Linked DNA regions of Homo sapiens: region 2 is linked to region 1. A link is an interaction called in ENCODE POLR2A ChIA-PET data of the cell type or tissue named here. Cell type or tissue: A673. All regions are shown on one strand. Links, peaks and the distances in the headings refer to the core of each region. The heading gives the core; the rest is flanking DNA.

What was found. ChIA-PET counts read pairs that join two places held together with the same protein. Peaks named below come from ENCODE experiments on the same cell type or tissue, not always from the same donor. Only the 100,000 strongest peaks of a DNase experiment are listed, where the experiment ranks them.
Region 2: POLR2A ChIA-PET joins it to region 1 with 6 read pairs; 2 of 35 experiments call an interaction of 5 or more read pairs at or near these places.

Annotation. Positions count from the first base shown.
Region 1 is chr11:61,715,401-61,720,767 of GRCh38, reverse strand. DAGLA (diacylglycerol lipase alpha) reads right to left here. Exons shown (of 20, transcript NM_006133.3): 2 at 518-656; 3 at 1-89. The coding sequence starts at 612. Among named protein-coding and RNA genes, the nearest start is that of MYRF, 35 kb to the left of the region's middle. RefSeq lists enhancers at 1-249, 1,037-1,822, 1,823-2,609, 2,610-3,395, 4,182-4,967 and 1 more. In A673, for the core only: no CTCF peak of the experiment used is centred there; a DNase peak (open chromatin) is centred at 2,067; H3K4me3 peaks cover 1,742 bases; H3K27ac peaks cover 2,405 bases.
Region 2 is chr11:61,456,604-61,461,970 of GRCh38, reverse strand. No RefSeq gene overlaps it. Among named protein-coding and RNA genes, the nearest start is that of SAXO4, 22 kb to the left of the region's middle. RefSeq lists a silencer at 3,343-3,524. In A673, for the core only: no CTCF peak of the experiment used is centred there; no DNase peak of the experiment used is centred there.

The DNA of each region.
Region 1 (5,367 bases), core at 162-5,161:
AGCCGCGGCCGTGGTCCACCAGGTTCAGGGAGCAGGCCTCGTGCGGGTTATAGACCAGGCCGAAGAGCACCACGGACAGGATCACAAACCTGTCACAGGAACGCCCGTGTGAGCAAGGCCAGGTGGCCCCTGTACCTCGAGATGCTACTAGCAGGCAGGCCCTTCCCCAGCCCAGATTCAGTGGAAGGAGGGCTGGCAGCAGGCACCTCCTCCATAAGACCATTGTCCACCTGGCATCGAATGCCTAGAAGGGCATGGGCGGCCAGTAAAAGACTCAGGGTCAGCCATGGGGAGACAGTAGCAGCAACTCCCCCCAGTGTTGGGGTCAGGTCCAGCAATGGTAGCAGGGGTGTCATTGCCCTAAGGGGCTAGATGTTTCAGGCACCTCCTCCGGGCAGCTGGGGGCATGACAGGGTTGGGACTTGGGCCCAAGCAGGGAGGAACAAATGGCCAGAAAGCGTCCTTCCAGACCTTTCTCTCCAAACCCAGGCCTGTGGCCCCGGGCCTGGGGACTCACCAGGTGGTATGCAGGAGAAAGAGGAAGATGGCCGGTAGGACGAGGTCATCACTGCCCACAGACCAGCGCCGCCGGAACACCACGATCCCGGGCATGGCTGGTGGCTCTGCAGAGGCTCAGTGGGCCTGGTGCTCACCTCCTGAAAGAAAGCAGAGGACCTTATAGCTGCCTGAGGAGGTGAAGGCACCCAGGGCCACTGCATTCCTTGGGCCACGGGACCAGTCCCCGGTGTGGCCAGAAGCACAGGCATTTTTGGAGCTGGCCACTGGAAGTGCTGACCCACCTCCGGGCAGGAGCCAACACAAAGGACCTTAGCAGCAGGACACAGACTTCAGCCTTCCCCCTGGAGTCTCTCCTGTCCCCCGAGACTGGTACTGGCCACTAGGGATCGGCTTCTACCTGGGGTTACCCCAGCAGTCACTGTTGAGCTCTATTAAAGACCCCGTTTCCTCCTTCATGGGATCAGTGGGACCCTCAGCCCAGCCCTCAAACCCTATAATCTTTAGACCTGGCCCAGTGCACACTGTCCTTGGAGTCAAGGGAGGGGCTTCCCAGACCAAGAACAAGCCCACCCAACAGCACAAAGCCCAGCAGGGCAGGAGGAAGGCTGAAGGCCTTGGGAAGGTGGGGGCAAGGGACCCTGTATGGTTGGCAGCTGGGACTGACAAACATGGAAGGTGAGGAGTGCCTGGCATAGAGCAGGTGCTCAGTAAGTATTTCTTGAATGAAGGCTTCAGTTTCCTGCTTTGCTGGAAGCCAAGAGCGTGCTCTATGACTTGGTTTTGAACCCATCAGACAGAAGTCCCCACCACAGCTATGCCTCCAGGGAGGGAAGAGCACGGTTGAGGTGCAGGGTCAGGAGTAGGGCTTGGGACACCTTCCACCCCACACTGCTGGAAGGATGGGGTAAGCCCTGCAGGGTCACACCCCTCCTGGCAACCATACCTCCCAAGCCCACCCTGAGCCATGCAGCTTTTCCAGCTGGATTTTCAACTCTCTGAAGTAGCTGAATTCAAATCAGCCCCAAGCAAGCTCAGGAAAGAGTGCCCAGGAACTCAGGGCCCTCACTCCTTAGCATCCCAAAGAGAAAGGAAGCAGCATGGGTGGGAGGTGACCCCACAGGGAGCTAGGTCCCCAGAGATACCCATAAAGGGCTCCAGGGTAGCTCTGCACTAAACTGCTGCAGGGGGCTGGGGACCAAGTTGGTGGGCAGCTGTCCCCCGCCGGGGGCCAGTAGAGGCTTACATGGCACCTGGTCCGGGGCAGGCGGCAGATCCTCCTCTCCCCAGTGGCGGCTCCAGGGAAAATGTGTGTCCGAGGAGCCCGGCATCATTCGGGGAGGAAGCAGCCAAGTCTCCCTTGGCCAGTGGGCATAGCCCCCAGGGTGGGCGAGAGGGCGTGGGGCCAGGTGGCCAGCCCGCATGTCCGCCCGGCCCGCCTCCCTATCCCCGGTGCAGCCACTTGGCGAGCTGTGGCCTGGCGGGCTGGCGGGCTAGCCTGCCGGGGTCGTGCCTACTCCTCCCCCCACCCTCAGGAAGTGACATCATCCCACTCTCTCTCCAAGGAGGAGTCGGAGCTCAGCTTCTGGGAGGCAGGGAGAAGGGTGGAGAGTGAGGGAGCATGGTGGTGGGGTGGCTGGGCTTTGGGGGTGGGGGGTGGTCTGTGGACTGCAGGGGTCCGGGGCGTCAGCAGTGCCTGTGACATGTGGCTGACAGCACCAGCTTCAGATTAGGGTTGGACACGATAGGACAGGAGGGGGGGCTGGGGCACCGTGGGTGGCAGTTGGGCTGGGGCAGAACAGAGCTGCCAACAGCTGGTATTGCCGCCCCCTCCCTGTCTCCAAGTAGCTCACAGAGGGTAAGGTGCAGCGCTGGGTCGGGCTCAGGGGGCTGTCGGGGCTGCCAGGAGCCCCTCACATGAATGGAACAGAATGAAATGGAATGAATCTAGAGGCTGGGGGGGCAGTACGCCCCCGCAGGTGCTGTAGAGCCGCATCCTGCTCTGATCTGGCCAGACCAGGGGAGGAGGGAGCAGTGCTGTCCCAGAGGGGCTGGCTGGAGGGCTAGGGTCTGGCCCTACCCAGCCTGCCCCCAGGCCTGCCTCTGCCAGCAGCCAAGAATATCTCCTTCTCAGGTCCACCCCATGGATGGCCCCTCTCAGTCACCCTGGGAGGTCCCTCCTCTCACTCCCACCCTTGGACCCATGGAACCCAGGATAGCTAACACTCCTCGAGATCACACACCATCCACCCAACACACACACTCACTCTGCACTCCCCTCCTCTGCCCGAACAATGCCCGCTCGCTTCAGCTCTCAGGCTGGAAGGAGTGAGCCGAACCTGGCCCTGGGCCCTGCAGAGGTGAGGTGGCTGAAGGACTGTCAAGACGCTGGAGGGATATGACCAGTGGTAACCACTGCCCCCACCTCAGGGTGACCAGCCTGAGGCCAATTGCCATGGTCAACAGCAGTACCTACCTAGAGTATGAGGCGGGGCTCCTGGGGGCCGACCCTGCTGGGTACCCAGTGACAGGCCTGCACCAGTGGCCGGCCCACCACCATAGAATCCGAGGCACAGAGGCTGGGACACAAGTGCCAGGCTGGCTGGTTTTGAACCTGGGCTCTACCACGTACCCACTGTGTGACTTATTAGTCGTGCCTCAGTTTCCTCAACTGTAAAATGTCGATTTGTAAAATGTCGATTATCCCTACCTCCTAAAGTCCTGGTGAGAATCACATGAGAGGTCTGCAGAGGCTCTAGCTGTCTTAGCTGGGGCGGGCGAGGCGGAGGGAGTGCAAGGAACCCCTTGCTGGACCAGCCACCCCTCCCGCCTGGGCTGGTGGAATCTCCGGCTGGTCACCAACAAGTCAAGGTCTGGGGTGGGGGTGGCAGGGCCTGTGCTGCATAAGGGTTGGGGGTGGGCTGCACCACTCTCCAGGCCAATTCATACATCTCTTGGGGCTATTTTTAAGGGCCTTGAATGGTGCCCTTTCTCTAGAGACCCCGGCCCATCACAATAAGGGCCTGTTCCCCTGCTGGGGATGTGATTTCATCTGGAGGAAATGTCTCAGGAGCGGGGAGGGCAGAGGCTACTTCCTGGTCTGGGGCTGCCACAAAGCACCTCTTCTGGCTCTCCTCCCCTGGGGCATAGGGTCCTCCCCTCTAACAGCCACAGTGGGGCGGGGGTAGGCGCTGCCTGCCCTTCCTATCCCACACCAGTGGGGCTTCCAGGGCAGGCACGGCATACCTTCCAGCAGGGGCCACAGGGGCACTGCTGGGGGCTCCTCCTGCCTCTGGTTGGACCCCCAGCACAGGCAAGTGTGAATGGGGTGCCAGGACCCCTCTCACATGGATGGAATGACTTAAGCAGCCCAAGGAAGCCTCCTTCTTCCCCCACCCACACAGCCCAATTTTCCTGCTGGTGATTCAGGCCCCTGGACTAAGTACTAACCATTCTGGGAGTTCCTCTTTCTAAAAATGCAAACTCTTTTTAAAAATGCATATGCTGCCCCCTACTTTAAAAACCTTCCTGGCTCCCCATGGCCTGCAGGACAAAGTCCAAGCCCCTCGGGCGGCAGCGACAGGCGGTGCAACCTCAGGCATATGCCTCGCCCTCTCTGAATCCACGCATTCCCTTATCACCTGAGCAGAAAGCGATCCTGGTGCAGACAGACTCCAGCACAGAGCCCACCCTCAGCTGACAAATCCTCTGGCTGGAGAGGCTCTCCAGCACCTTCTTACACTGCCACATCCTTCTTTCTCGACACCCCAAACATGCTGCTCCCCAGAAACACATCACTGGAAGGGTCCATGCTTTGCTTACTCCAGTTCTGATGGGTGAAATCCAACTCATCTCTCTAGGTCAGCTAAAAGTCACCTCCTCTTTGAAGCCCTCCCTGACAGCCCTCATGCAACCCACTCTCCTCCTGGGAAACAGGCTGCTCCCTTATGGGAACCCTAGACCCCTTCCCCCAGCATGGCCCTGGTCACACTGTGTTACGGTTAACCTGCTGACTCCTTGCTGCCCATCCCCACCCCAGCTCAACAGTCCCCGGGGCCAGGGTCTCACAGTACCCATCGCCACACCTCTGGGTGCCAGCTGCAGTGCCTGGCTCCAGCACCTCAGTCCCACCCCATGGCCTCCTCAGCACAGCTCCCCTCCCAGTCACAAGGGCTGAGACAGTGGCTCCTTCCCCCTCTGAGCTCACACCCTTCCCTTCTGGGGAAACGTCCCTCCCTTCCTGACTGTCAGGCTGGGTTCCCACCCCAGTGTCTTCCCTGACAGCTCAGGGAGAACCCTCTCCCCCCCCTCTGGCTAGATGAACTGTTCTGGGACCTCAGTTTCTTCTCTTGTAAAATGGGGCTAACAACATCCCTCTCAAGGCTGTGGTCAGAACAGACTGGGGTGATGTCACTACAGGACTCTGCACAGGTCCTGCACACCCCAAGGATCTGCTGATGGCTGCTGTTGCATTAGCAGACACCTGAGGGGCTTTGTGGGGACCTCCTGTGATGTGACCTGTGACTGGGTGCTGGGGTCTGGAAGGTGCTGCTGGTGCCCAGCTGGTCAGAAAGGGCTGGAGTGAGCAAACAGAAGCCCTGACCGAGGAGCCTGCCCCCACCATGAGTGCTCCGGTGCTGCTGGTAAAAGCACCCCAGGCTGGGCCTCGCCCCCTCGTCCTAAGGTACCCTGTGGGCTTGGCCCTGGGAGCAGATTTTAAGGAGCAGAGTCCCTTGGCAGCAAGACTCCCAGCAGATGGGGCTCCAAGAGCTCCCAGGGGGATGGGGGGGAAGAAGGTACTGGCTCAGCCCTCTGGAGTGTCCACAGGGAACTGGACAATGAGCTTGGGAA
Region 2 (5,367 bases), core at 136-5,135, 260 kb after region 1:
TGAATTCTAGTTAATAACATACATTGTGAAGCTTTTAGCAAGAGTGCTCTGATGTCTATAATTTGCTTTGAAATGTACCAAAAAGGAGATGAATAAATGGGTGGAGAGAGGGATGGAAAGATAAACTGATATGTGAAGAGCCCAGCAGAGTAAAAAATTAAGAGTAGGCCGGTGCAGTGGCCCATGCCTGTAATCTCAGCACTTTAAGAGGCAGAGATAGGCGGATCGGTTGAGCCCAGGGGTTCGAGACCAGCCTGGGCAACATGGTAAAACCCCGCGTGTGGTGGTGCATGCCTGTAGTCCCAGCTATTTGGGAGGCTGAGATGGGAGGATCACTCGAGCCCAGGAGGTTGAGGCTACAATGAGCTGTGATCACCAGCCTCGGCAACAGAGTGAGACCCTGTCTCAAAAAAAAAAGTTAAAGGTAGAAACTAGGTGGAGGCTATACCAGTGCTCACTGTAAAACTCTTCCAACTTTAGCTGTATGTTTGAATTTTTTTATAGTAAAATGTTAAAAAAAAAAAGTAACATTGAATGTATTTGTTTTTAGAGTTTTAATTTTGGCAAGAGACACTATTGATGAGATTTTTTCATTTACAGTTGTCATATAGTTTCCTTTTAAAAGTAATTCATTTAAATAAAAAAGGGGCTCTATTTAAGAAAAGAGACTAAGTAAATATCAGAATAAATGGTCACAGATCCCACAGTGCTCATGAAGGTAATGAGTGAACAGGCTAAGTCTGGGAGGATGAGTAGGGTGTTGGGAACAACGCAATCTCTAGGGCAACCTGGGTTTAAATTTCAGCCCTGCTGCCTCCTAGCGGTGTGACCTTGGACAAGCCTCATGTAGGAAATGGGATGATATAATCTCCGAAGGGAGGTTTGTGAGTATGAATGAGAGAACCCAGGGAGAGTGTAGTTTGGAGGCCTCAGTAAGCGGCACCTCCCTCGCACTGAGGGGAGAAAGGCAGAGGACATTCCCATCTGGGAAAACAGTTTGAAGAATACAACTGGAGCAGGGAGTATATGTGTGTGCACTGGGGCTAGGCAGTGGGAGAGAGTCAAAGAAGGCCCACCAGATTGAATGGGGAGTAAGGAAGCAGAGAGAGCCAGTACTGAGCACCCACACAGTTACTTAGGATGGCCAACTATTTCTGCTTCTCCAGGACATCCTCCTCATGAGAAATGTAATGCCCGCCCTCAGTGGGGGTGGATGGATCTTGGAGCCCCAGGCTCCAGGACTATGTGATGCAGCTTCTATTTCCTGGAGCACGCCTGGGTTTGGGAGTTTGCTTCTTTTAACATCCCAGGTCTTCCAGAGGCCTGGGCAGAGAACCAAGAACTCTCCACTTTGCACAAGAGAGACAGATCTAATTCATTAAAACTCTTCTCCCCAGCCACAGGGCATCCAGCCACCTGGAAAGCTGGCACTAATCCTTCAGGCACACTGAACTTGGGAGGGGAAAAAAAATCTCTCATCACAGCGGGAGGCCCAGGAGGCCTCTGACTCCTGCACCCGTACAGCTCTCACTGTTAGAAAGGTTTACTCTGAGTTCTGAAATCAGATGGATCCATCAATTGATTTTATTTTTACTTTTTTTTTTTGAGATGGAGCCTCACTCTGTTGCCTGCCCAGGCTGGAGTGTAGTGGTGCAATCTTGACTTACTGCAACCTCTGCCTCCCAGGTTCAAGCCATTCTCCTGCCTCAGCCTCCCCAGTAGCTGGGACTACAGGCATATACCACCATGCCCGGCTTTTTGTATTTTTAGTAGAGACGTGGTTTCACCATGTTGGCCAGGCTGGTCTCGAACCCCTGGCCTGAAGCAATCTGCCCGCCTTGGCCTCCCGAAGTGCTGGGATTACAGGCATGAACCATACTCGTTTCTTAAATAATTAGGAGCACCCTCTATATGCCAAGGGCTATGCTAGGCACCAGGATATAAAGTGAACAAAAGAAAGATCTAGTCCTTGTCTTCATGGGGCTTAAAATTCTCGTGGGGAGATAAGCATCCATGGGAGAACCACCATATGGATTTAAAATGGAGGCCGGGGCTGGGCGCGGTGGTTCACACCCATAATCCCAGCACTTTGGGAGGCCGAAGTGGGTGGATCACGAGGTCAGGAGATCGAGATCATCCTGGCTAACACGGTGAAACTCCATCTCTACTAAAAATACAAAAAATTAGTTGGGCGTGGTGGCGGGCGACTGTAGTCCCAGCTATTTGGGAGGCTGAGGCAGGAGAATGGCATGCACCCGGGAGGCGGAGCTTGCAGTGAGCCGAGATCGTGCCACTGCACTCCAGCCTGGGTGACAGAGCAAGACTCCATCTCAAAAAAAAAAAAAAAAAAAATGGAAGCCGGGTGTGGTGGCTCACATCTGTAATCCCAGCACTTTGGGAAGCCGAGGCAGGTGGATCGCCTGAGCTCAGGAGTGTGAGACCACCCTAGGCAACATGGTGAAATCCTGTCTCTACTAAAATACAAAAAATTAGCTGGGCGTGGTTGTGGCATCTGTAGTCCTAGCTACTTGGGAGGCTGAGGCACGAGAATCGCTTGAGCCTGGGAGGCGGAGGTTGCAGTGAGCCGAGATTGCACCACTGCACTCCAGCCTGGGTGACAGAGCCAGACTCCATCTCAAAAGTAAATAAATAAATAAATAAACAAACAAATAAATAAATAAAATGGAGAAGTTAGGCCGGGTGCGGTAGCTCATGCCTATAAGCCTGGCATTTTGGGAGGCCAAGGTAGGAGGATCGGTTGAGCCCAGGAGTTCAAGACCAGCCTGGGCAACATAGTGAGACCTCTATCTCTACAAATAAAAAAATAAATAAATTAGCCTACTTGGGAGGCTGAGGTGGGAGGATCCCTTGAGTCTGGGAAGTCAAGGTTGCAGTGGGCCACTGTAGGTCGTGTTAAGAATTTTCATTTTCTTAACAGCAATGAGCAGCCATAGAAGGGTTTTAAGGAAGTGGAAGACATGTTCAGACCAGCGTATTGAAATACATGTGACTCTTGAACAGTAAGTTTGAACTGCATGCGTCCACTTATATACCAATTTTTCTTTTGTTTTTTTAGAGACACGGTCTCATTCTGTTGCACAGGCTGGGGTGCAGGGGTGTGATTATTGCTCACTGCAGGCTCAACCCATGGGGCTCAAGCAATCTGCTCACCTCAGCTTCCCAAGTAGCTGGGACCACAGGTGTGTGCCACCATGCCTAGCTCTTTTTTTTTTTTTTTTTTTTTTTTGAGACGGAGTCTCACTCTGACACCCAGGCTGCAGTGCAGTGGCATGATCTTGGCTCACTGCAAGCTCCGCCTCCCAGGTTCACGCCATTCTCCTGCCTCAGCCTCCTGAGTAGCTGGGACTACAGGCTCCCGCCACCACACCCAGCTAATTTTTTTTTTTTTTTTTTTAGTAAAGATGGGGTTTCACCGTGTTAGCCAGGATGGTCTCGATCTCCTGACCTCGTGATCCGCCCGCCTCGGCCTCCCAAAGTGCTGGGATTACAGGCGTGAGCCAACGCGCCTGGCCTTTTTTTTTTTTTTTTTGAGACAGAGTCTGCTCTATTTATTGCCCAGGCTGGAGTGCAATGGCGCGATCTCAGCTCACTGCAACCTCTGGCTCCTGAGTTCAAGCAATTCTCCTGCCTCAGCCTCCCGAGTAGCTAAGATTACAGGTGCATGCCACCATGCCTGGCTAATTTGTTGTATTTTTAGTAGAAACAGGGTTTCACCATGTTAGCCAGGATGGTCTCAAACTCCTGACCTCAGGTGATCCGCCCACCTCAGCCTCCCAAAGTGCTGGGATTACAGCCGTGAGCCACGGCAGCCGGCCATGCCTAGCTAATTTTTTAAAAAATATTTTTTGTAGAGACAGGGTCTCTCCATGTTGTCCAAGCTGATCTTGAACTCCTGGAATCAAGCAATCCTCCCACCTCAGCCTCCCAAAGTGCTCGGACTACAGGTGTGAGCCACTGCATCTGGCCCTATATACAGATTTTCTTTCACCTCTGTCAGCCCTGAGCTCCCATCTCGGCCTCCCAAAGTGCTGGGATTACAGATGTGAACGACTGTGGCTGGCTTATACACAGATTTTCTTCCACCTCTGTCACCCCTGAGACAATAAAACCAACCCATCCTCTTCCTCCACCTCCTCAGCCCACTCAATGTGAAGACAACAAAGATGAAGACTTTTATGATGATCCACTTCCACTTAATGAATAGTAAATGTATTTTTTCTTCTTTATGATGTTTTTAAGAGACAGAGTCTGACTCTGTTGTCTAGGCTGGAGTGCACTGGTGTGATCACAGCTCACTGTAGCCTCGACCTCCTGCCCCAGATCCCCAGTAGCTGGGACTACAAGGTGTGCCACCACACTTGGCTAATTTTTAACATTTTTTTTTTGTAGAGCTGGGGTCTCATGTTGTCCAGACTGGTCTCCAACTCCTGCCTTAGCCTCCCAAAGCTAATTACAGGTGTGAGATGCTGTGCCTGGCCTGATTTTCTTAATAGTATTTCTTTTCTCTAGCTAACTCTAAGAATACAGTATATAATACATATAACATAAAATACATGTTAATCGACTATGTTCTCAGTAAGGCTTCTGGTCAATAGTAGGCTATTAGTAAAGTTTTTGGAGAATCAAAAGGTATATGCAGATTTTCGACTATGCAGGGGTTGGCGCCCCAACTCCTGTGTTGTTCAAGGGTTAACTGCACACTCATTTGGGAGCTGCAGGCAAAGAACAGATTTGAGGGAATGCCAGATGATGAAGGCAGATCAGATGGCCATACCCATTGTCCATCAGAGAGATGAGAGTAGCTTTCACCACAGTGATGGTGCTAGAGATGGGAAGAAGTGATGGATTCAAGAACTATTTTGAAGCTAAGTCAACAGGCCTTGGATGATGGCCATGGAGGGAGAAGGAGCAGCTTAGGACAATTCCCAGCTTGAGCAACTGGATGACTGGTGATGCCATTCACTGAGGCTCTCAAGATGAGGGAGTTTTTGGTGAGTAGAACAGGGAGGGAGGGTAGCCTGGCTGAGTTTGAAGGGTTTTTCAGCCTCCTTCAAAGGAGGAGTCAAGTTGGCAGTTAGATATGCAAGCTGGAGCTTAGAGGAAGATGTGAGAACTGTCCACACATAGGTGGTGATGGGTACCCCGGTATGGGTGAGATCACTAGAGAGAGTATCCAGAGGAGAGAGGAGGCTCCTAGAAGAGCACTGTGAAGAACTACAAACAGAATGACTGGGAAGAGGACGGCGTGCCTCACAGAGGCAGAAGCATGGCTGGAGAGGCAGAAGGAAACAGAATCATGAAAATCAAGGGAAGGGGAGGTGTCCATAATTGGTTAGAGGCAAAGAT